Linked DNA regions of Homo sapiens: all the other regions are linked to region 3. The links are chromatin loops, found by intact Hi-C in ENCODE. Cell type or tissue: CD14-positive monocyte. All regions are shown on one strand.

Region 1 (8,000 bases), 99 kb before region 3:
TTTAACTCACTGAAGCATGGACAGGTAGCATGATGTTTACCAGAGGCTGGGGAATGGGGGGAATGGGGAGATGATAGTCACAGGGTACAAAGCCTCAATTAGATAGGAAGAGTAATTTATTTTTAGATCAACAGCACAACATGCTGAATATAGTTAATATGTGAGTACTATACATTTTAATATCTCTAAGAGTAAGTTGCTAATGTTCTCATCACAAAAAAGTTAAAGATTTGAAGTGATAAATATGTTAATTAGCTTAATTTAATCATTTCATATTATATTCAAAAATCATAACAATACTTTGTACCCCATAAATATGTAGAACTATAATTTGTCAATATAAAATAAATAAAGACAGAGGAAGGAAGGAAGGAAGGAAGGAAGGAAGGAAATCAGAATGAAGGGGAAAAAACAAAGAGGACCCTACCCTACTGTGGTGTCATCCAGCTGCTCCCCTACCCACAGGTATACCCACAGGTATAGTGTCTACAAAGCCAAGAGGTCAAACCCCCCAGGGACCATACCCCGACCATATGTGGGTTATCCAGGGGTCTTGGGCCCTTCCTGTATGGACCTCTTCACCAGGTCTGTCCTCTTGGGGCAGATGGCGTCACCGTATGTGCATCTCAGGATGGCCAAGGAGCAGTTTGAGGGGAAGTGGGTAGAGCTTAGACATGAGCAGTGGGGTGCCACGTCCGGGGGTGAGGCCCCTTGAGATGCAGAATGGAGCCAAGGAGGAAGGAAGAGGGTGCGGCAGCAAGTGGGTCTCCATCTCTTCTCTTGTCCTGGGCCCACACATGTGAGGGTCGAGTCTGGTTGCAGAGTGAGCTGAGGAGCCCTCCCCCACAGCCTGGGCTGAGCCCCACCACACATGCAGGAACACACAGGAAGGTAGAGGAACCCCTACCGGCTTTCCCCCCATCTCAGGGTCCCGGCCACGTCTCTTGTCCAAAACATCGTACTCCTCTCTTCGTCCTAGATTGAGCTCCTATAACAGATAAGAAAGTGTCAGACACAGGACGGAGGAACCTCAGAAGGATGGAGCCAGCTGGACTGGGGAGTGTGGTTTCCCTCTCTGGGGTGGCTCATAAAAAGAGGGGCAGGGGCTGGGGAGGGGATGGTAACTGGTCCATCTGGAGACCATCATCCCAGAGGACATCTCAGAGAACACGCCTTAACATGACAGTGGATGGGATCCCCAAAGGTCACCAAGTACTATAGGCTGATCAGTCCAACGGGATAAGGATCAACATTCTCATGAGCAAATAGAGAAGTGGGGGCTCAGAGGTGGTAGTCAATTTCACCACAGTCCCATTGCACAGGGAGTGTGAAATCGCTTTCCCCTCCTCTGGGAAGATTCTAATACATTCCTTCTCCACCCCCCTCTAGCCTTTGCAAATTGCTGATGGCTTGGGGGCTCACTAGTGGCAGGCACTAGACTAAGCTCGTTCCATGCATCAAGACATTAAAGCATGTAATCTTTATGGCGCCCTTTGAGACAGGTACAATTACTACACCTGTTTTGTGGGTTAGAAAACTGAGGTTAAACAAGTTGCAGCCGGGTCGCAGAGGTGATAGCTAGGGACCAAACCTAAACCCAAGACTCTGGCGGGCGCGTTCCCTAGGTCCGAGGAGGAGGCTGCCCTTCCTTTCCGGAGGGTCTACGGCGAGGCTGACTTACGTTATAGAGCTGGTTCTGGCCCTGCTGGTACGCGGGGGCGTCTGCGCTCCTGCTGAACTGCAACACAGAAAGCAAAGCGCGTTACTGCTCCGCGAGGGCGCGCAGGGGAGCCGGGGTGCCAGGGCGCGCGGCGACCCGAGGGACAGCCCTACTCCGCTCCTTGGCAACTAACAATGCTGCCCTGCCTCCTGGGGCTGAGCCCTTGCAGGGGCCGGGGCGTGGCAGCCCCTTTTTCTGAGCCCAGTTGTCCTTTTTCCTCCCGCCTGTGACACGTGCATTCATCACGCTGGCCCAGGACCCGCTGGAGTTTATTCTTCCCGGGCTAGCGCCCTCGCGCGTGCGCAGAGGTATAAGGTTCTTGGTCTGCGCCCCCGGGGACATGAGTATTCTCTAGGATCCCTTCCTCCGGGGACTCTGAGGACAATCCAGGGTGGATGGCGGCTGGTCAAGATCCCGCCTCCTATCTTGACCCCCGGAGCAGTGTACTGTACGTGCATCACTCGCCCAGCCCTCAGCCATCGCCCGGCTGCCCCGGTGCCCAGGAAGCCTCGCGTTCGCTTAGTGTCCTGAGCATCTGTGGGAAGCTGACACAGCCTCACTCCTGCTTCACTTCATGCCGCTTCAGGCGGGAGAAACTGCAATGTCTTACAGATCTAGAGCATTGGAAACAACCTTAGAAATCATCTAGGGCAGCATTTTCAAACTTAAAACAAGAAACTCAGTAAGATTTGGTTTTTCAAATAAAATATTATGCCAAAGTCCAAAATTCAAACAAGAAATGGGTTGAGAAGCACTGAAGTGATGACTGGGACTGGATTCTCCCCTTTACTCCTAAATTCTTCCAATCTCTGCCCACACCATGACCAGCCCCACGAAGAAATCCAGGGTCTGCAAGGCACCAAGTGAAAAACCCACGCTCTGGTCAGCTCCCCAGTTACAGATGAGGAAAGGGCCTTTTCAAGAGAAAGGCTAACATGGCCTTCATTCACACTTGGAAAGAAGGACCTCTGCCTGAGTGTAAGCCCCTTTGTCACCAGTAGCATCGCCTTCCCTGGGACACTCTGATGTGCACACATTTGTACGGCTTGTCATGGAGGTGCCTAGCACCAGGCTCTCCCTCCTACCCTGTCCATCTCAGCCAGACACTGCCACCTCCTCCTCAGCCCACTCAAGGCACACACTTGGCTGGTCCTTGCTTTGCTCCTGGATACCAAGCCCCAGGCACCACCCGAGCTTGAGACCTTCCAAGACCAAGGCCCCTCTGAACATCCATCAAGTGGGGGACCCCGTGCCCTCCTCCCAAAGCCCAGTGGTACCCACCTTCACTCTCAGGAACAAGGCAGTGAGAATGACACCATAGATGAAGAGGATTCCATCCAGCAGGTAGCAGAGTTTGGGATCCAGCAGGCCAAAGCTCTGTGCCTCTGTGCCAAGAGATAAAGCTGGTCAGCCAGGCCCAAGGTGACGAGAACACATCCCCATTACCCCAGGGTGGCACTAGGACTGACTGACCAAATAAATCATGACACGGAGACTATATCCAATCCCCATGCCTCAGCCTGATCACAACCCTCTCCCTCCCTCCCACCTCAACCAGCTCCTGGAAAACCTATTGGCACCAACGGCAGATGTGGCCGCTGTGGGGCCAAAGAACCTGGGGCAATGGGAGGGGAGGTGGAAACAAGGCGAGCAGATGAGGCTGTTCTCTGTGCACAGAGCTCCTGCCACTGCAGCAGAAGCCCAGCCATGTTAGCCCCGGTGTGAACCAAGAACTCTGGAAGCCTCGGGAAGATGTTCACGTCTGGATGAATGGTACTCCTGGCCTGAGGTGTGTGGCTCTGAGGCCTACCCACAGGGAGACAATAGGTCAAATGATGGTCAAATGAGATCATTTCAATATCTGACAGTTAACTAGGACAGGGAGAATCTGGGTTAACTCTCCCCCAACTCCCTGCCTCCTCAGTGCCAAGCACTCTCCCGCCTAGGACAGTGGGATCTGGTGCTCGGCTTCCCTTCCCTGTTCCCTGAAGGGTTTCATGGCCAACAGACAGAGGTACCTTTGGTGCCCCTCCCCACCTAGGCCCAGCATCTCCCTGTCCCCTAGTCCCAGCTCCATGGCCTCAGCCTTCTCTGTCTCCCCTCCTCCCACTACACACACCCCATTCCCAGGACACGCCTTGCTCTTCCAGACTATTTGCCCTGTGCCTTGCACTCTCTGTTCCCTCTTCATGTTCCCTCCATTTCTCTCCCTGAAACCCTACTATTTGGTAACATTTGATGCATCCTACAAAATGCAGCTCAAAGATCCCTTCTGTGTTAGCTTCTCCCACTGCAAATTTCCCAGGGGCCCCTAACTCCTAGTGCCATATTAACCTTTGTCAAGCTGTAGTTAATGCACGTTTAGTTGGCACTGCCATTGGAGTACAATGGGCTGAAGAATGCAGATACACTAAATACTCTGGTTAAATAAAAGTTTGCATTTTTGGGCTGGGGGCGGTGGCTCACGCCTGTAATCCCAGCACTTTGGGAGGCTGACATGGGTGTATCACTTGAGGTCAGGAGTTCAAGTCCAGCCTGGCCAACGTGGTGAAACCCCATCTCTACTAAAAATACGAAAATTAGCTGGGCGTGGTGGCTGGCAGCTTTGATCACAGCCACTCTGGAGGCTGAGGCAGGAGAATCGCTGGAACCTGGGAGGCAGAGGTTGCAGTGAGCCGAGATCACGCCACTGCACTTCAGCCTGGCACACAGAGTGAGGCTCCGTCTCAAAAAAAAATTTAAAAAGTTAGTGTTTTTATTTGGAACATCATTGCACTGTGAATGAGGAGACTCAGATTTTAGTCTGACCATACTTCCTACTAGGTAAACGTGCAGCAACTCAACCTGTAAAACAGGGTGTGGTACCCATCTCACTCCACCCCTGCCTGGTAACTAGAGCAGAGGTCCCAGGCCAGCCCCGCTAGTGTCTGTCTCCCAAGGCCTGGGCGCCCTCTGGTGGCCTTTGGACCCAGATGAGGGCAGAGGGAGTGGAGGCCATATGTGGGAGTGCTGTCATTCTTTCTGGCTGTGTGATTTGGGGCAGGTTATGTATGCTCTGTCAGCTGCCTCTTCTGTTGAACAGGGTGAAAACTAACATTTCTTCAGACACTGCCTTAAATGTAATCATCGTCAGATCCTCCTGCCACCCACACTCGGACACTGAGGCACCGAGTATTCGGGTTCAGAGCACACGGTCACAGGCAGCCCAGGACTGATCCCTAGCAGTTCTCGCCCCCTTCCTGCCCCTGGGCCAGCCCTGCCTACCCCTCCATGCCAGCAACGTTTTGGCCTCCCTGACGAACTATGGAAGCAGATGATTCAAAGGCAGCCGCCAGTGTCCCCACCCCCACCACCCTGAATCCCTCTGTCCCCTGGCTTTTGACTCCAACCCTAATTCAGGACCCCTCTTGCCCCCAGGCAGCTGATCTCTACAAACCTCCCACAGACCCTGCCCAGAGACCATTGATGACCCAGCCACTCGGACGAGAGTCCAAGCTCTTTGTCCAGCCATGTTAGGGCTCTGCCATAACCAGTCCAGGCCTGAAAAGACCACAGCTTTGTGCCACCCTGTCCCTCTGCTCTTGTCTTTTCCCCCCATTCTTCCTTGAACACCCATATTTTTCTACCCCCTGGCCTGCTGAGCTAGATCTTTTTCTAGGCTTGCGTTCTACCCCTCCACTCAACACCTGTTGAAATCAGACTGTCCCACCACCTGAGCCCCTGAGGAAAAAGTGAGAGGATGTCGGTTCAAGAGCCTATATCCCCCAAAGCGCTCTACAAACCCAACTCCTCAGGACTCAGATGCCCCTCCATCTAGGCTGTCAGCACCTGAGACCAATGGCTGCATCTTCATTATTGCCTCTTCCTCCAGCCCCAGCATCAGAGTGCAGGGCACAGGGTAGACAATCACTCGATATCATGGAATTTTTCAGGGCTGAACTTCAGTGATGAGGAAGATGCTGGGCCCAGCCCCAGGTGTGCCTGCCCTCTGGCCCCAAGGTATTGCTGGAAGTCCTCACTGACCTAGGGACGATCTAAAGGCCTCTGGGGGACAAGCCAGCCCCCATGAAGGCCACCAAAGCTGGGGTGACTTTTTGCTGTGAGGACTGCAGAGGAGATAACCGTGGCGATTTATGGGACTGGTTGAGACTCAGAAGAAAATCCAGGAGAAAATCACTCAGCTGCTTGTCACAGAAAATTAGAACAGAAAAATTACTGGACAGTAAATTTAGCACAAATAAGAAATATTTCTTTGTGTTGTGCAGACTCAGCACAACACAAAGGGGCAGGGGGATTGGGCATGTCCCTGAGATAAATAATATGAACAAGTTTCCTTCCTTTCTTCCTTCCCTCCTTCCTTCTTCCTTTCTTTCTGCATAGTTTTATGACTGATGACAAGTGTGCTGTGTGTGGTTGGGTGGAGGAGAGGATATTAACCCCAACATAATTCCCTGTGTAGGACCCTCCTCTCCTCGGTCCCACTATACCTGTGCTGGGAGAGATGGGCCTGAGGAAGACAGTCATGGCCCAGAAAGCTCCATGCAGGGATGCAGGACCTGATTCAGTTACGCAATTAATTAAATATTCATTGGGCATCTGCTCTGTGCCGGGAACTATTGAAATGGAATGAACTCTGGATTGCGTGCAGGTGGGTTCGAGTACTTCTCTTGCCACTTACTAGCTGTGTGGTTTTGGACAAGTCACTTCCCTCTCTGGGCCTCAGTTACCTCATCTATTAAATGGAGGGTAATCATATCTACCTTAAGGGTTGTGATGAGAATCAAAAGACAATGATGTCTGATATTTGGGTCGAGTCTTCTGAGTCCCTGCCCTCATGGGGCTTAAGTCTTAGCTCTTGAGGCCGCACACAAGGTGTAGGAGCTTCCCTGGACAACAGACAGTTTTGCAGGATGCCAGCTCAAAGGCACCGCATCGCCACTCTCTACTTGGTCCTGGCTTCTTCCCTGTGCGCGCTCCTGTGGCTTCTTCGTATTTCTACCAATTCCATCCCAAAGGGACCAGCAGCTGCTTCCTAGGAGGTTTCAGGGTATTACATGGTAGCTACTTTTCTGTAAAAGTGGAGAAGCTGTTTTATTTAATGTTCCTGATCCCTACCCAAGAGTACAGCACCCAGGAGAACCTCAGCATCTGAAAGGAGCCCCAGAGACTAATAGAGCATTCTCACACAGACTCTCAATCCACCGCCCTCTCCCCTGAGGCTCTGACTTAAGTGGCCTGGAGTGGAACCTGGGCATGGGGACTTCACTGCATGGCCATGAATGGATTGAGATTCAGACCTGCATCATTACAGGGGCCACAGCATGTGAGAGGGAAGCCCTGCCTTCTGTAGAGATGCAGCCATACCCTACAACAAATGTAAATTTCTGTCAAACAGATGCAATAAAATTAAAGCTTTGGTCCTTCTTATACACTGTACTTCTGAACTGTGTATTATGGAACTTCTCTAAGCCTTCGTTTTCTCATCTGTAAAATGGGGATAACAACACTACCTGTCTCATTAGATGGTGGTGAGGGTTAAATACGATACTTTTTTTTTTTTTTAAGTGGAGTCTCACTCTGTTGCCCAGGCTGGAGTGCAATGGCATGACCTCAGCTCACTGCAACCTCTGCCTCCCAGGTTCAAGTGATTCTCCTGCCTCAGCCTCCCAAGTGGCTGGGATTACAGGTGCACACCACGATGCCCTGCTAATTTTTGTAATTTTAGTAGAGATGGGGTTTTGCCATGTTGGTCAGGCTGGTCTCAAACTCCTGACCTCAAGTGATCTGCCCGCCTCGGCCTCCCAAAGTGCTCGGATTACAGGCATGAGCCACCGTGCCTGGCCAAATATGATACTTCTTATGGGGTGAGGATAAAATAAAATAATTCTTATGGGGTGAAGGACCCCATAAGGGTATGTGTTCCATTTTGCCACCTATTGTTACTGCCATGATTTCTACTTTAAGCCCATGCACGATAAGTTGGAACCTTCCTGCCCTGTAGCAAGATCCCAGGAATAGGCCATGTGAGATGCTCAGAGGAGGCTGGGGGCAGCCAAAGATGATCACAGAGTATCTAGGCATACGGGTCATTGTATCTAAGTGTTGTGAGTCTAATTAGTGACAGTGAGCCTCGCCATCCCTTTGTAGCCTTTTGTCATCTTCATTAAAAAAAAAGCCCTGAATTCAGGAAGTCTCATGGTACTGACCACTAACAGGAAGATTCTGGAGCCCCAGAGTGCACCCTGGGGGAGACGCACCTATCCTTACAGAATCTGGTTTC
Region 2 (8,000 bases), 260 kb before region 3:
GACATTTATAAATTTTTATTTCCACAAACATTGGAAATAATGTAGGAATAGGCAAACAATGGTCCTCAGGTCAAATTCGTGTTTTCTGTTTTTGTATGGCCCTTGAGCTAAGAATGATTTCTACATTTTTTTGTGGGGGAAAATAAAAAGCATAATATTTCATGACATTATAATTATATGAAATTGAAACATCAATATTCATAAACTTTTATTGGGATATAACCATACCCATTTGTTTATGCATTGTCTCTGTAATATCTATAGCTGCTTTTATGCTGCAACAGCAGAGTTGAATAGTTGTGGCAGAGACCATGTGTCCCATAAACACTAAAATGTTTACTTTCTGACTTTTTACACGACAGGTTTGCTGTCCACAGAAATAAAAGAATGTCCGCAGTATGTTAGAATGAACAGTATACAGTTTTTTGTAAGACTAGGAATACTTGCCATTAATAAATTCATTTTCTGTATTCTTATATTTGCTTATCAGGAATAAATGCTTTTTTTGGTGAATGGTTTTCATTCTGAAAAATGTCAAAATAGTAAATATTACCTTTTTTTTTTTTTTTTGACAATGCCCCCTTTTTTGGCTGGGAATGTTCTTACTCTGGTTTTGTAAGTATGTTCCCACACATTAGGATTTCAAAAAAAAAAAAAAACCATATTCAGAACTGTATTAGTCAGTTCTTGCATTGCTGTAAAGAACTTCCTGAGACTGGGTAATTTATAAAGAAAAGAGGTTTAATTGGCTCACAGTTCCACAGGCTGTACAAGCGTGGTGGGGGAAGGCCTCAAGAAACTTAGAATCATGGCAGAAACTGAAGGGGAAGCAAGCAGGTCTTTTATGACCAGAGCAGGAGGAAGAGAGAGAAGTAGGAGGGGCTACACACTTTTAAACAACCAGATCTTGTGAGAACTCACTATTACAAGAACAGCAAGGGGGAAGACTACCCCCATGATCTAGTCACCTCCTTCCAGGCCCCTCATCCAACATCGAGGATTACAATTTGACATGAGATTTGGGTGGGGACACAAATCCAAACCGTATCATTCTGCCCTGGCCCCTCCCCAATCTCTCATGTCCTTCTCACATTGCAAAATACAGTCATCCCTTCTCAGTAGTCCCCCAGAATCTTATTTCAGCATTAACTCAAAAGTCCACAATCCAAAGTCTTATCTGAGACAAGGCAAGTCTCTTCCACTTATGAGCCTGTGAAATCAAAAACAAGTTAGTTACTTCCAAGATAACAACACGGGTACAGGCATTGAGTAAACACACCCATTCCAAAAGGGAGAAATCAACCAAAAGACAGGGGCTACAGGCCCTGTGCAAGTCCGAAACCCAGCAGGGCAGTCATTAAATCTTAAAGCTCCAAAATAATCTTTGACTCTATGTCTCATATCCGGGCAGCACTGATGCAAGGGGTGGTCTCCCAGGTCCTGAGGCATCTCTGCCCCTGTGGCTCTACAGGGTACAGCCCCTCGGCTGTCTTTACAGGCTGTCGTTGAGTGCATGTGGCTTTTCCAGGTACACAGAACAAGCCGTCAGTAGATCTACCATTCTGGGGTCTGGAGGACGGTGGCCCTCTTGTCACAGCTCCAGTAGGCACTGCCTCTGTGGCGACTGTGTGTGGGGGCTCCAACCCCACTCCCCTCTACACTGCCCTCGTAGAGGTTTTGCATGAGGCCTCTGCTCCTGCAGCAGAGTCCTGCCTGGAGTTTCCATACATCCTCTGAAATCTAGGCAGGAGCTCCCAAGCCTCAACTCTTGCCCTCTGTGCACCCGCAGGCTTACCACCACGTGGAAGCTGCCAAGGCTTACAACTTGCCCCATCTGGAGCAGCAGCCTGAGACGTATCTGGGCCCCTTTTAGCCACAAAGAATTTTCTTTCTCTTGGCCTCAGGCCAGTACCTTTTATGCCTTGCCTATTATGTCTGGCAGAAGTGTGGCAGTTGTTGGGAAAGTAACTGGGAGCTCTCATAGGCTTCTGTATGAAAAGCTAGGATAACCACGTTATGAGTAGTGTATGGACAAGAACTTGAACTTGTGGTCTTTCCCCTCTCATCAGCTTCATATTGCTTAAGATAGAAAAATAAGGGATTTCAAAATGTAAGAGTGAAAGAAATTAGAGTTTGACAAAGATATAAAAGCCATAGTTTAAAATAAATGTGTTTTATTTTCTTCCTGAATAATTGAGCCTGAACCAGGAGCATACTGTTCATGTTTAATCTCTATGTGAAAAAACAAGGGTAGTAATTGTAGAGCAAACTCTTGATTTATTCTGAATGACCACCAGTTACTAACTAAAAATACGATTTTCCCCAACTAGGTTTTCTTATTCCTTATAATAGTTGAAGAGTAATAAGGTTGAGATTTTCTTTTTGTGTGTTTCTTTGCTCACATTAAGAAGGTTACTCTATGCAGAACTTTTTGACTACTTTTATTAGTTACGTACCCCTCCTTTCCCTTAATTATTAAAGCTCTAATCTCTAGCATGTAATGTTTTGCTTTTAATCTGTTGCTTCTCACCCTGTTGCTTTAGGTAAAGTTTAAGGGGTTTTATTTTAATAGGCCTGAGTAGAGAATGAAACTATGAAGAATCTGACTATAAAACTAGTAACAGAAATTCACTTGGTTATTTCAGATAATTCCTTTATCTAATATCTTCCTTTCCTCTTCTTTCCTTCTAGGTCTTTTGAGTATTGCCTGGAATTTACTATTTCTGACAAATTTCTATAGAACATGTGGGTCTATGAGGAAGGTTTCATTTTAAATAGGTAGTTACCTATTTCTGTTATTTTATTGTCCTTGTTTTTAGATGAATTTTGCTATGTATTGGGTCTATATTTTGCCCTAGTAAATATAGACCAAAATTACTCTGAATTTTAACACAGTTAAAATTCAGTCTTTGCTGATTAGTAGACTTACTTCTTTGTAGACTCACTGTGTTTCCGAAAGGGTTGGGAGTTAAAATAGTTTGGTTGTCATTTGTTCATATATTCAGTTTTCTGGACAAACCATGAATTATAGTAAAGTTACGCTTTCTTGTAAATCCAGTTCTTGCGAAAATGCTTGTTGCCTTTCATTAATGACAGCATTTCCATCTAAAAATAATGACAACCCTCTCATTTTCCTTTACAGCTCCTTCTTGTTTTCCACCTTTTTTGTTGTCTTTTAGAAAGATACTCTTCTGAAACATACTACTTTTAGTCCTGAGATTTGCAGTGAATGAATTGCAACTGATGAACTCTGGGGCTGCTAATCTTACTTAGTCAAATAAATGTATTTTTTTTTTTTTTTTTTTTTGAGACAGGCTCTCACTCCAGGTTGGAGTGCACGATCACAGCTCACGGCACCTTTGAGCTCCCAGGCTCAAGCAGTCCTTCCACCTCAGCCTTCCCCCAGTAGCTGAGACTACAGGCTTGCACCATCATGCCTGGATTTGGTTTTTGTTTTCTTTGTAGTGATGGAGTCCCAGTATGTTGCCCAGAGTGATCTTGAACTCCTGGGTCAAGTGATCCCCCCACCTTGCCCTCCCAAAGTGTTGGGATTACAGGTGTGAGCCACTGTGCCCGGCTGTAATAATTATTGATAATAGAACTATGATGAGAACAATAGTGTTTTCTTACAGAAGACTTTTTTTTTTTGGCTTATTTAAAAACTGTATTAAAACTTTAAATGTACATCATTCTTCAGTATGACTACAGAAGGCCGCAATGGCCCTGATATCTCTACTTGTTCTTTCTGAAATTGAAGATGGGGCCAAATACTGTGTCTAATTCAACAGTTCAGATTTTTCATTCCCACTTTTTAAAGTGTTAGTGTTCGCTTGAGCACACAGGCGAGATTATGGGATCTTAACATTTGAATCACCTGGCAGAACTCTGAAGGTTTAGGGCAAGGAAAAAAAAGACATCCCAAAATTCTATGCTTACTATCACCCTGTCTTAGTAATGGTAAATTTTAAATTCTACCACCCCCTGCCCAAAAAGATGGGGTAAGAATAATGATTGGTTAAGTGATACATGGAAGACTGCTACATCCTAAAAAAGACTGATGGATGGTTCTGTGAAACACTGCTTATGTCTTAGCTATTTTCCATTCTGAGGTTTCTGTATAAGAATATCTTGTGCCCTGGAAATATTCAAGAAAAAGTACTTTAGATGAGTCTTATTTAATAACTTAAGATTTTATAACAGAGATGGTGGTTTGTGCCACATTATATCCAGCAGTTAGCGATCTAAGAACAAAATATTTAGCTTATACTAGAAGACAACAGTAGTCCCCCTTTATCTGCTGTTTCTTTTTCTGTGGTTTCAGCTTCCCACAGTCAACTGCTGTCCAAAAATATTAAACGGAAAATCCAAGACATAATTTATAAGTTTTAAGTTGCATGCTGTTCTGAGTAGTGAGATGAAATCTCACGGCATCCCACTCTGTTCTGCCGAGGACGTGAATCTTTCCTTTGTTCAGTATATCCCATGCTGTATACACTACCTGCCTGTCAGTCATTCAGTAGCGGCCTATGTTATCAGATTGGCTGATCATTGTATTGCAGTGCTATGTTCAGGTAACACTTATTTTACTTATAGTGGTCCCAAGGTGCAAGAGTAGTGATGCTGACATATTATTATAACTTCTATTTTATTATTCTTATTGTTAATCTTACTATGCCTAATTTATAAATTAAACTTAATCATAGGTATATATATATAGGAAAAACATAGTGTTATATAGGGTTCAATACTAGCCCCAGTTTCAGTTGGGGGTCTTGGAATGTGCCCCCCACAGATAAGAGGGGACTATATTCTTATAGAAGAAGAGTTTGATTTTTTAGGACGTTATTTCCTGTTCAAACCATTGACCCACTCTTTGAGATAAGTTATTCTGAAGCTTTCATATAAGTAAAAGCAATTAAATTTTGCCACCAGCACCATCCTCAACCATTCTGAATTATAAAGTGTTAAAATTAAGAACAGGAAGAATGGAAGTATTCAATAAAAAATGAAGTATTTTCAGTTCCATATTGTCATCAAATAAGGGTGGGAAAGGCAAAGGAGAAAATCAATAAGTATGGAGAAGAAAGAAATGAGTAGATAGAACAAAAAAGATGAGAAAGGAAGCCATATTGAAGTCAGGAGAGAGTGCAGAGCAAGAAAGGATGGGCAGAAAAAAAGAAAACAAGAAAGGAGTTTAATGAGTGAGTAGAATGTGCTCTTGTTGCATTCTACTGCCAGTCTAAGCCATGGAATAGTTCACTATTCTGGGAAGTATTCTTAAGATCATCAGTGACCTTCAGGTCATGAAATCTAATAAGCATTCTTTCAGACCTGTTCTTATTTGACCTCTCAGTGGTGTTTGACACTCTCAACCACCAACTCTTTGTGAAACCTTTTTTTCCCTGAAAGCTGTGAGGTCGTGCTTTCTCGGTTCTCTTCTCATGTCTCTGGTAACTCCTGCTTTGTCTACTTTGGGTTTTTTGTTTTGTTTTGTTTTTTGTTTTTTAAGAGTTGGGATCTTGCTCTGCTGCCTAGGCTGGAGTGCAGTGGCGCAATCATAGCTCACTGCAACCTCACACTCCTGGGCTTAAGTGATCTACCTGCCTTGGCCTCCTAAGTAACTGTGTTCATTTGACACAGTTTAGGAACTAAAGATCAGGTAAAACCAGCCAGTTCCTGAGCTGGAATTGAATCTGTTCAGAATGTCTGGGAACTAACTCCATTTTTACGTGTCAACCATACCTGGCTAATTAAAAAAAAAAAAAAAAAATTGCCTAGGCCAGTCTTGAACTCCTGACCTCAAACGATCCTACCTCAGCCTTCCAAAGCCTCGGATTACAGGCATGAGCCACCTCACCCCAGCCACCTTTGTTGTCCAGAGATGTCAGATTTTGTGAAAGCTCAGTCCTAGGCTTCCATTTCTTTTCATTCTACGACCCAGCAATTATATCTATCCCAATGGCCTCAGTTACTACTCGCTGATGCCGCATGCCATCCTCTGGTGTCCCACATGTCAGTGAATAGCATCACCTTTTTTATTCCAGTTTTCCAAGTTAAAGACTTAGGAGTAATTCCTAATACCCCCTCTCCCTCACTTCCCAAATTCTTACTGTACTAAGGCCTGTCTATTTGACATCCTTTAATAATTTTCAAATCCATATTCTCTGCTGTCTTAGTCTGAGTAGGATTATCTCCCCCTTGCAGCACAATAGTAGCCCTCCATATCCTTGTTAAATTTGTTCTGTACACTGAAGCTAGGGTACTGTATCCTATGAAAACACAAATCCAGTCATGTCATTCTCCTCCATAGCATTATTTCCTGCTACTCTTAGGATAAAGACTAACATTCCCCAGGCCTACTTCTCCACCTCCCCTCTTATTTTTCAAACCCTCTGCACTTGAGCCACTGAGACTTTTGTTCAGATTCTCACAGGTACCATGCTCTGACCTTTTACTTCTCTGCTTAGTCAATTTCCATTTCATTCTTCACGTCTCAACACAAAGACTGTTTCTATAGAAAAAGTGATTATTGATATATGGTCTTGTAAGATTCTGTTCTTTTGCTTATAGCATTTATCATAATTTGTTATTATGTATCTCTGAGACTGAAAACTCCCAAGAGGGATGGGACCTTGTCTGCTTTACTCACTGCTGTATCTCCAGCACCTGGCACATGGTAGGGATTTCATAGATAATGGTTAAATGACTTGAGTTTGTCCTTTCTCTAGATCTAGGGTATTTGTCATTTGTCCATAAATTTTGCTTCAGGAAATTTTAGGGCTCAGCATAATCTGATTAGGCTTCAACGATGAAGATAATGTTACATTTATCATTCGACACAGTTTAGGAACTAAAGGTCAGGTAAAATCAGCTAATTCCTGAGCTGTGGAATTGAATCTGTTCAGATTGTCTGGGAACTTTATTTTTACCTGTCCTGACAAGTCTTCTAAAAAAAGATACGTTGACTTAGCTCACTTTTCAGCAAGCGTTTCAGTGCTTACAATACGCCAGACATTTTGCAAACTTTAATTGGCTATCCCCTTCATTTGTTTTTCTATTTTAATAGAATTTAATAAAATTCTATTTTAATAGAATTTATTTTAAATTTGGTTTTCAAGACCTATTTCACATGGGTACATATTTGTGTCTTTGAGTATGATTCTTTAAGTAAAACACTTTGCAAATAAAATGATCATCTGAAAGATATTTTTTCATTTGATTGTAATTAGTTAGGTAAATTAAGGGGAATACATAATTACACAGCTTAAAGATATTCAAATGCTATTGGAACAGGATTGGTGTCTCCATGTTCTTCCATTTCCTTCTATTCCCCCCTGATTATAATGGTACACAGTGCTTACAGCATACGCCTGATAATGTTAAATGAACACACATTATGTGTAGAATATGCAGAATCATGGGTAGTGGTATGTAACAAATGTTGTTAACTGATGAGATATAGCAAACGTGAATAAAAAAGGTTTAATTAACATGGATAAAGAAATTCAGTCTTTTGTTTTATAATGTAATGCAACTGACCTCTGCCCTGTGATGCAGACAAGAGCTGTTACAAGTTATCAAAAGTAAGTTTATGAAAAAGATCATTTTTCTTATTGATGTTGTGTCCCCCCATGACAGAACATGTAACAGAGTTAAGAGAATAATGTGTGACCTACCCTCGCAATCCAGATAAATATAGAAATTCTTGATAATTTAGTTATATGAGCTTGAGTAATATTTTAAAGGTGAGAAGAGTTATGACTTAGAACAGAGGAAAAATGTGATTCTTGGTAGAGGGAACTGCAGCTTAAATGTTCCAGAGGGGGCCGTGCATGGTGGCTCACACCTGTAATCCCAACTACTTGGGAGGCTGAGGTAGGAGAATTGCTTGAACCCTGGAGGCGGAGATTGCGGTGAGCTGAGATTGCACCACTGCACTCCAGCCTGGGCCTCAGAGCGAGACTCCATCTCAAAAAAAACCATATGTTCCAGAGGGAATA
Region 3 (8,000 bases):
ATGGAGGCTGATGTCTGGGGTGCCAAGCAAAGTCTCCTTGAGATTTGCCAAGTGCTTGGGATTAAATGTGCCTTCACTGAAACAAATCACTTCATTCTAAGTCACACAGCAAGTTGGAGGTCCAACCTCCATCTTCCACTATATTCACTAAAGTACAAAGTCTGTAAGCAAAACGTTTGTTAAAATTTCATTGAGGGGTTACTCCACGTAATGGAATATTGACACTTGGTGTTTTGGGGCTACAGTGATAAATATATCAGATGCAGACTCGGCCTTCAAAGGACTACCTACTCCTGAAAAGTGAGGGAGATGAGGAGGTAGGAGATGCCTGGCTAAGGGAGGAGCATGTGGAAAAGTCCAAAGGGAAAAGTTTGGGGTATAACCAGATCAGATTGGCTGGTCATGGCATAGGATACACTGAGGAATGGCAGATAATGTTGGGAGAGCCAGCTGAAGTTTTATTGTGGTGGGACTTGAGAATCTAGCTAAGGAGTGTGTGTGTGTGTGTTAGACAACCTCCAAAGGTTATGAGAATATTATCAGAACCATGCTTCTTTGCCAATTCCAATCCCTCAAGTTCAAGCTAAGGGATACAGAGTGTCTCTCAGACAGACTGTCCAGCAGGCTAGGCCGATGGCCCTAACTCACTTACATCCTCACTTCTGAGAAAGCTATGCTTAGATTTGGGTTCACATCTAGACTACAAAAGCTAAGCATAATTTGGGTTTGTCATCCAAAAAAGTGAAGAATATTATACACAAAATGCATTCTAAAGGATTAAAAAGTATAAAAATTAAACATAACAATTTGAAAATCTGAATTGACATTTATCAAATTTCTCAAAGGAAACAAACATACCAAGTTTAAAGGAAATTAAACTTAAAGAAGTCAAGGGAAAAATATTATGTTAATTTCTTCTATAGAAATGGAAAATCTATAGGTTTTAAACAAAATAACTTAAAAGGAAAACTGAGTATTAGCAACAAATTTACTAACTAAATGATTTCATAGACTGAATATACAGAATTCAGCAAGATCAATTTTTTAAAATGATCCCCCAAACATAAGTGGACAAAGAATATAAATTGACAGTTTTCAATGAGGAAAAATAAACCAAAATAAATTTTAATGTTCAATGTTATTAGTAACCTTAAGAATTGCCAATTAAAATAACACACTATTTTAACCCATCGCAGAGTAAGCACTTTCATACACTGCTTGCAGGGCTGTTCATTGATATAAATTCTCTCCCCTCCCCCATTATTATGTATTTTCCAAAATTTTACTGAAAACATCCTTTCAAGAAATCTCTATTGAACTCCTGAATCACCAAGCCAAACTTGTTATCTAGCTCCCTAGCACCCACTACTCATGCCCCCTCCCCACCCACAAACATAGATTAGCTCTGCATTCCTGCCTTGGTGTGTTGCGGGGTGAAGAAGAGTCAGGAAGCCTTACGCTGGCATAATCTGTGTCTCAGACAATATGACCACATGCCAATTTAGTGTGGAGTAGAAGAAATGGCCAGGATTTAAAGCCTGGAGACCAGAACTGGGTGGGCTTGGGAAAGTCACTTAACCTCTCTAGATCCTCAATTCTTTATTTTTTTTCAATTCAATTTAGAAATCTTTGTAATTTTCAGACATACACAAAAGAGAATAATAGCAAAATGAATCTCCAGGCACCTCACCTAGCTTCAACTGTTACCATTTTGCCAGTTTCTCCTCATCTAATCCCCTATACTTTTTTCTTTGCTAGAATGTTTTAAAGCAAACACTGGACATTATAATTGATACACATTCTTAAAAGCAATTTATAACATGTACCAAAAGCTTTTGGCTTGGAAATTCCACTGCTGGGAATCTAAGGAAATAAACAGAAATGTAGAAAATATTTTATGTGTAAGACTTTTCTAAGAGGAAAAAACTGAAAGTAACCTAAATATGCAAAAACTGGAGAAAATGCTAATAGCCTTTGGTTTTTGCCTGCTCAGTGTTCCTTCAGTTCGCATAAGCACTCTTTTCATTGCAGGAGTCCCCCTTCTACATTCTCCCAGTCTCTGTGATTCTGATGGTGCTGAGTGAACCCGCAACTCCAGGAGAAGCCACACTACTCAAGTTCGGCCAAAGAGGGCACCCCATTCCCAGACACAGTGATTATTCGGGAATGGCTAGGGCCCAGCTAGGAAGGACACATCCTCTTGGTGGTAAGATTGCTGGCTGCAATGAAAACTAACACGGCAGAAAGAGGAGCCAGGAAATGAAAGCCAAGTTCTGAATAATATAAGATCAATGAACTCTTTTTGTTTAAACAACTTTGACTTAGGTTTCTTGTCACTAGCAACAGAGTCCCAATGCAGACCATTATTTGGTGGCCTGCTTATATTGATCTGATGAAATATTCTGCAGCCATTCTCAGCCATCCTCGTGAATGGCTTCTAGGAACACGGTTGTTTATGATAAAGTGAAAGAAGCATGATACACATTCATTAAACAGCAAGATCTTGACTATGTTTAAACATCACTCCCAAGAAAACACACCCAAAATATTAGCAACCATGCTGGTTGGTGAGGTTATAAATGTCAAACTTTTTATTCTCCACATTTCCTATACAAATGTCTTACAATAAATCTTAAAGAAAAAACTGAAAAATTTACATTTTACTGATTTGTACCCCCCTTAATTCCAAAAGGAATTATAATTAAATTATAATTATCTTCTCTAATAATATTTATAGAACACTTGGTTTTGAAGTGACAGTTTGGAATTCCCCTAGGAAACACTGACCAACCAGCATTACACAAATTAGAGCATTATTTCCTCAGTACTAAAACTGAAAAACATGCTCCCTTAAAAGAAAGTAGTCTCCTTTTCAATTACTTTGTGATCTTCAGTCTAAATACTACTAAGAAGGGAACATCACACTAGCAACCTCCTCAGAATATCTGATGCATTTATTTCATTGAACTTCGTCACATTTCATAAAGATTTTTCTCCACTCCCCCACATACCTGTCAAGGACTTTGAACCTGGACTAGAACACAGAATAAACTATGATTATTGGCCATGGTTGGTAAAGACAAATGGCCTTGACCAGCTGAGTGCAGAAGGATGGTCAAGATAGCATCTGCCAAACGCAGCTGTCTGGACTCTGTAGCTTCAGGATCCTGAGCTACTCCCTCTTTCCACTTTTTTTTTTTTTTTTTTTTTTTTTTTTGAGACGGAGTCTCGCTCCATCGCCCAGGCTGGAGTGCAGTGGCGCGGTCTCAGCTCACTGCAAGCTCCGCCTCCCGGGTTCACGCCATTCTCCTGCCTCAGCCTTCCGAGTAGCTGGGACTATAGGCGCCTGCCACCACGCCCGGCTAATTTTTTGTATTTTTAGTAGAGATGGGGTTTCACCGTGTTAGCCAGGATGGTCTCGATCTCCTAATCTCGTGATCCACCTGCCTCAGCCTCCCAAGGTGCTGGGATTACAGGTGTGAGCCACCGCGCCCGGCCCCTCTTTACACTTTTATCTTTCTCTATCAGGGCCTGTCCTGCTCTCTGCACCAAGGCTGACTCCCCCTCCCCACCCCAGTCTAAGATACTCATCTCCTAGCTGTTTGAGCCCAGGGATCTGTTCTCCTTCTGCAGCAGGTGGGGTGCAAGGAGACCAGAAGCCTGATGTAGAAGCACATGGTGTGGAGGGAATGATAAACCCAGGAAAACCTAGCAGCAGCAGCAGCAGCAGCAGCAGCAGCAGCAGCAAATCAGGCCTCTGCTTCTCCTCTTGCCCCTGCTGAGCTGCATTTACTCCAGCTCCTAACCCAGAGCATTATTCCTAGGGGCTTGATTTGGCTGTGTAAGAAACCCAAACTTGCACAAAGAGTAGTCCAGTGCCCCCTAGTGGCTAACTGGAATATTAACAGTGACATATTCTGGCACATTCAATTATAAAAGAATCTGCCTGCTGTGAAACACTGGTTGACTTTACTCTGTATGATAACTAGATCTTACCTGAATGTCGATATGTATTTATGTGGTTCCAAATGCTGGAGAAAAAACTCACTAAGTGGGTAAAGGGAGAAAACCAAATAGCTGCCCTCAACCTAATTCTATCACAAGGTACACTGGCAACCAAATCCCTGAGGCAGAACCTGTGACAAAGGCTAGATCTGGCCATGCCCAGAATTTTAGGACACAATGAGCTTTTTGCCAATTAGAAAGAGTGGTATTATTCACTTCAAGTTTTGAAACAGCCAGTGACTGATTTAGGAACATGCTATTTCGACAGTAGACAATAAAACAAAGTGTAATAAATATTAATGTCTATGTTTAAGAAAACGAATCCAACACATTTCATTAAAATAATTCTTTTAATTATTGATGCTTTGAATAAGAAGTCCATTTTACTAAATTTAGTATAAATTATTTTTCTTAAACAGAACCTGTTTGCTGGATCTCAGTTAAGTTCACTTTGCAGTTTTCAGACACAATGACTCATATTCAACTTTTCTCTTTAAGGATTCAGTGGCTTGATTCCTGACATTTCCTCTTTAAGAGGAATCTTATGTCATCTTCTGAAATCATGTATATGGGTAATAATATTAGTGTCTTCTCTTCTGAAGATGTGATTCTTTTAATGCCATGTTCTCTTCCCTCTGGTGACCTGACTTAGATTGTAGCAGCACTAGAAGCTATTAAGAGATTTGGGGCAGTTGAGGAAGCCTTAGGTAATTGTTAAGAGTAGAAGTATTTTTAAAAAGCTGTGGAGAGTGGTTTGGGAGGGGATTTTGTCCCTGGCTGAAGCTGGTCCATGCCTGGGTAAACTTTACTTATAAAAGAATACCAGGAACACACAAAATATTCTTCTCCTCTTTCTTTTGCAATCCAGTTTTGGAGCCAAAAAATAATCTGTGTGCACATGTGTTTTGATAATACTGTTTCGACTTAGGTGGGGAAATTAAATTCAGGAGTTTTATGACTTTCTTTTGTTCTGAGTATCACTTTAGAGTATAAAAAGTTTTTCAAAAGTTCTTTATCAGAAATAGTTTCACCCTATGTTGAATTAACAATACCCAGGATTGTGAGACATAAATCAACGTGAGTAGGAAGCTCCATCTGAGTTTCATCATTGTTTGTCTATCTTGGCAAGATTTATTCAGAAGCACCATAATGGGGGCCAATCCTTTTGCACCAGGCTCAGGCAGCTCAGGAGGCAGCTGTGGTGAGTGATGCACTCTACCAAGCACAGTGGCTTCTAGGAATAAAGAACACATACTCAACTACCTTCAAATGCCAATGGGCAATTTAAAACTGGTACTCATTCCTCTTCAAGAGCACCACTGGAAACATCTTTGGAATTGATGGGACAAAACTTATTTGATTATAGTGAAGGATATTTCTCTACGAAAATGGCTTCAAAATAGGAAAAAAGTAGCTACCACATCTTCCAGGAAATCCAATAACAGGTCAACTCTATTGGTAAACAAGCAAGTAAACAAGCAAGCAAACAAACCAGCATGTGACAGAAAACTGGCTAATATTCTGGGACGCTTTCCAGAGAAACATTAAGCCTTTTAAGTGTGTATGAGCCACTTTAAGAAACTTCATAAGTGTTGCTAAATTCACCACAGTCTGCTTCACCTAGAAAGGGGAACAGAGAAGAATTATTTTGTTAAACTGGGTTAACAAATCTTAAAAATTAATTCATTCTAGGGAAGGACTAGATAAAATTTCTGATCTAAATTAAGATTTTCAGTTCATTTCAACCACTAGAATATACTAAATAACCACTTGGGTTTGTTAAAATGCAGACTCCTGAGTTTCGGTTTCAATAGGTTGAGGGTGGGGCCTAGGAATCCTCATTTTAGCAATAACCCTCCTCTCCAAGTATGATTCTGACACACTGATAAACGCTACTAGGATGTAGCAAGAAGCAGGCCACTGCCGTGGCTGCTGTTGTTATCTCATTTAAGAGTATCTGAAGGCTTAAAAGACAAAAATAGTTGAGAACAGAAGGGGTCCTGAACATCAGGGCAGAAGAGCAGTGATTAGCCATTGCCCAGTGATAGTGACCACAGCTGGGAGGTGAACTTTCCCCCTTTCTGCTGCCACCAACCAGGGAATCCATCTCTAGGTATCAAGACTGGGCAAGTCTGTAATCCATGACCTTTTGTTACCTGTGTGTTTGCTAGGAAATATCCGGATGTGCGCCAGAGGAGATAAAATGAGGCTTAGCACAAACATGCTGCTGCCCAGACTTAACAGTGGTCAAAAGCAATGCTTATGCTTATAAGAACTGCTTGTTGGGCGGGCGCGGTGGCTCACACCTATAATCCCAGCATTTTGGGAGGCCGAGGCGGGCAGATCACGAGGTCAGGAGATTGAGACCATCCTGGCTGACATGATGAAACCCTGCCTCTACTAAAAATACAAAAAATTAGCCAGGCGTGGTGGCAGGTGCCTGTGGTCCCAGCTGCTCAGGAGGCTGAGGCAGGAGAATGGCATGAACCCAGGAGGCAGAGCTTACAGTGAGCTGAGATCGCACCACCACACTCCAGCCTGAGCAACAGAGTGAGACTCCATCTCAAAAAAAAAAAAAAGAACTGCTTATTCCAGGGTGCCAGCAAATGCTTCGTGTAGACATTTAAGCCTTCCACTGATCATGCAAACATGCTCATGGGGGCTTCACCCAACAGTCCAATGAGGCAAACCACATTCAGTTAAGCTCCGTATCAGCTCTCACAAGTGGCAGTCTCCATCTGTGTGAAACAGATTTCAGATGCAGAGGGCTTCGTGGTATTTGGAGGAATAATACCTTCCAAAACCGATCTGGGCAAGCCAAGCAAGGTGGCTGCCAATGTGGGGAAGCTCCAGAACGCCTGTGAGGCCCCTGTGGGTGGTTCTCCAAGAAGATGGGGGCCCTGGTCCTCACAGATATCACTGTACACTCCCCGGACTATTAAACAGCTCTGGTGGCAAACCTGGCGGGTGGGATTAGTGGGGGCACTCCTAGACTCGGAGATGGACAATTCCTAGCCAGAGGCACCCGGTCAGAGCGGGCAGCTTTCAGGCCCTGCCCATCCCTCGGGTTCTGGTGCACTGCCTCAGAAGAGTCACATCTGCTCTAGCCTTTGGGCCGCCTCTCAGGACAAGGGAAAAATGTTCTATCTCTGTGCTGCAGAGAAGTGCTCCTTTGTCAGCATAATAAAGTGGGAACCTCAAAAGTATCTGTTTTACTCACTTATTCAGTGTGGAGACTTATGGGAAAACAGTTTTATTTTGTTATTAAACCAGGCACTGCCTTTGGGCATGTTATTTATATAAAGATAACTGCGCTTTAGAGATTATGTCCTGTGAAAGTAAACTTTAACTTCGAAGAGCAGGCCCTTCTTAACAGTCATCCTGATAATTTGTTGCCAGGGAATAAAGTTGTAATTGCTACCTCTATATTCCTATGAAGTCAGATGGCTTTGCCAGCCCAGAAGACGACCAGTGGCCCGTGCCTCTCCTGCATGCACAGCAGCAAAACAAGCGCCAGGACTGTGGGATTCTTTATTCCAACAGAGTGTGAGAGTGTTTGTCTCAAGTAATGAGCCAGACAATCATTCCTAAACACCTGCTCTATGACACACACTGTCCTAGGCCCTGCTTGGAATTAAAAAAAATTAGAAACAAAACAAAACTGAGATTTCCAATCATGGTAGGGAGTCAATAGTTCAACACGGAATTGTTCTACAATTGAAAAAGACAGAGATTAAATAAATGCTAAGAATTTAAGCCCTCAAATGACCTACAACCTACAAGTCTACCTTAGTTATCATCACCGTAATCTCCTGAAACAGCAGTCAATCATTACAAGCAGAAAGTGCATTATAAATTACACTGAGCTAGGAGCCTGGCCAGCTACCAGTGAGGCAGCCAGAGGAGAAGTACAGCATCATGGATAGAAGTCAGGTGATGGCTCTGGAGCAAGAATGCCTGGGTTTGAGTCCCAGCACCACCACTTCCTGGCTGCA

What was found. A loop is a pair of places that touch in the nucleus more often than their neighbours do. Peaks named below come from ENCODE experiments on the same cell type or tissue, not always from the same donor. Only the 100,000 strongest peaks of a DNase experiment are listed, where the experiment ranks them.
Region 1: it touches region 3 in a loop (2.3-fold over the local background); 64 of 110 quality-filtered maps call a loop at or near these places.
Region 2: a loop joins it to region 3, with 3 times the contacts of the local background. A loop is called at or near these places in 80 of 110 quality-filtered maps.

The regions. Positions count from the first base shown.
Region 1 is chr1:167,437,663-167,445,662 of GRCh38, forward strand. CD247 (CD247 molecule) reads right to left here. Exons shown (of 8, transcript NM_198053.3): 2 at 3,002-3,105; 3 at 1,682-1,738; 4 at 908-988. Among named protein-coding and RNA genes, the nearest start is that of CD247, 77 kb to the right of the region's middle. RefSeq lists a silencer at 1,752-1,881. In CD14-positive monocyte, CTCF peaks have their summits at 2,020, 4,673 (motif pointing left) and 4,875; a DNase peak (open chromatin) is centred at 4,659; H3K4me3 peaks cover 1,027 bases; H3K27me3 peaks cover 1,515 bases.
Region 2 is chr1:167,271,747-167,279,746 of GRCh38, forward strand. All of the region lies in intron 1 of POU2F1 (POU class 2 homeobox 1), which reads left to right. LOC124900412 (a long non-coding RNA gene) reads left to right here. Exons shown (of 2, transcript XR_007066718.1): 2 at 1-8,000. Among named protein-coding and RNA genes, the nearest start is that of POU2F1, 55 kb to the left of the region's middle. In CD14-positive monocyte, no CTCF peak of the experiment used is centred here; no DNase peak of the experiment used is centred here; H3K27ac peaks cover 396 bases.
Region 3 is chr1:167,536,677-167,544,676 of GRCh38, forward strand. CREG1 (cellular repressor of E1A stimulated genes 1) reads right to left here. Exons shown (of 4, transcript NM_003851.3): 4 at 4,337-5,625. The coding sequence ends at 5,622. Among named protein-coding and RNA genes, the nearest start is that of CREG1, 13 kb to the right of the region's middle. RefSeq lists an enhancer at 3,326-3,826. In CD14-positive monocyte, CTCF peaks have their summits at 3,883 (motif pointing left) and 4,082; DNase peaks (open chromatin) are centred at 3,875 and 4,505; H3K4me3 peaks cover 1,156 bases; H3K27ac peaks cover 4,267 bases.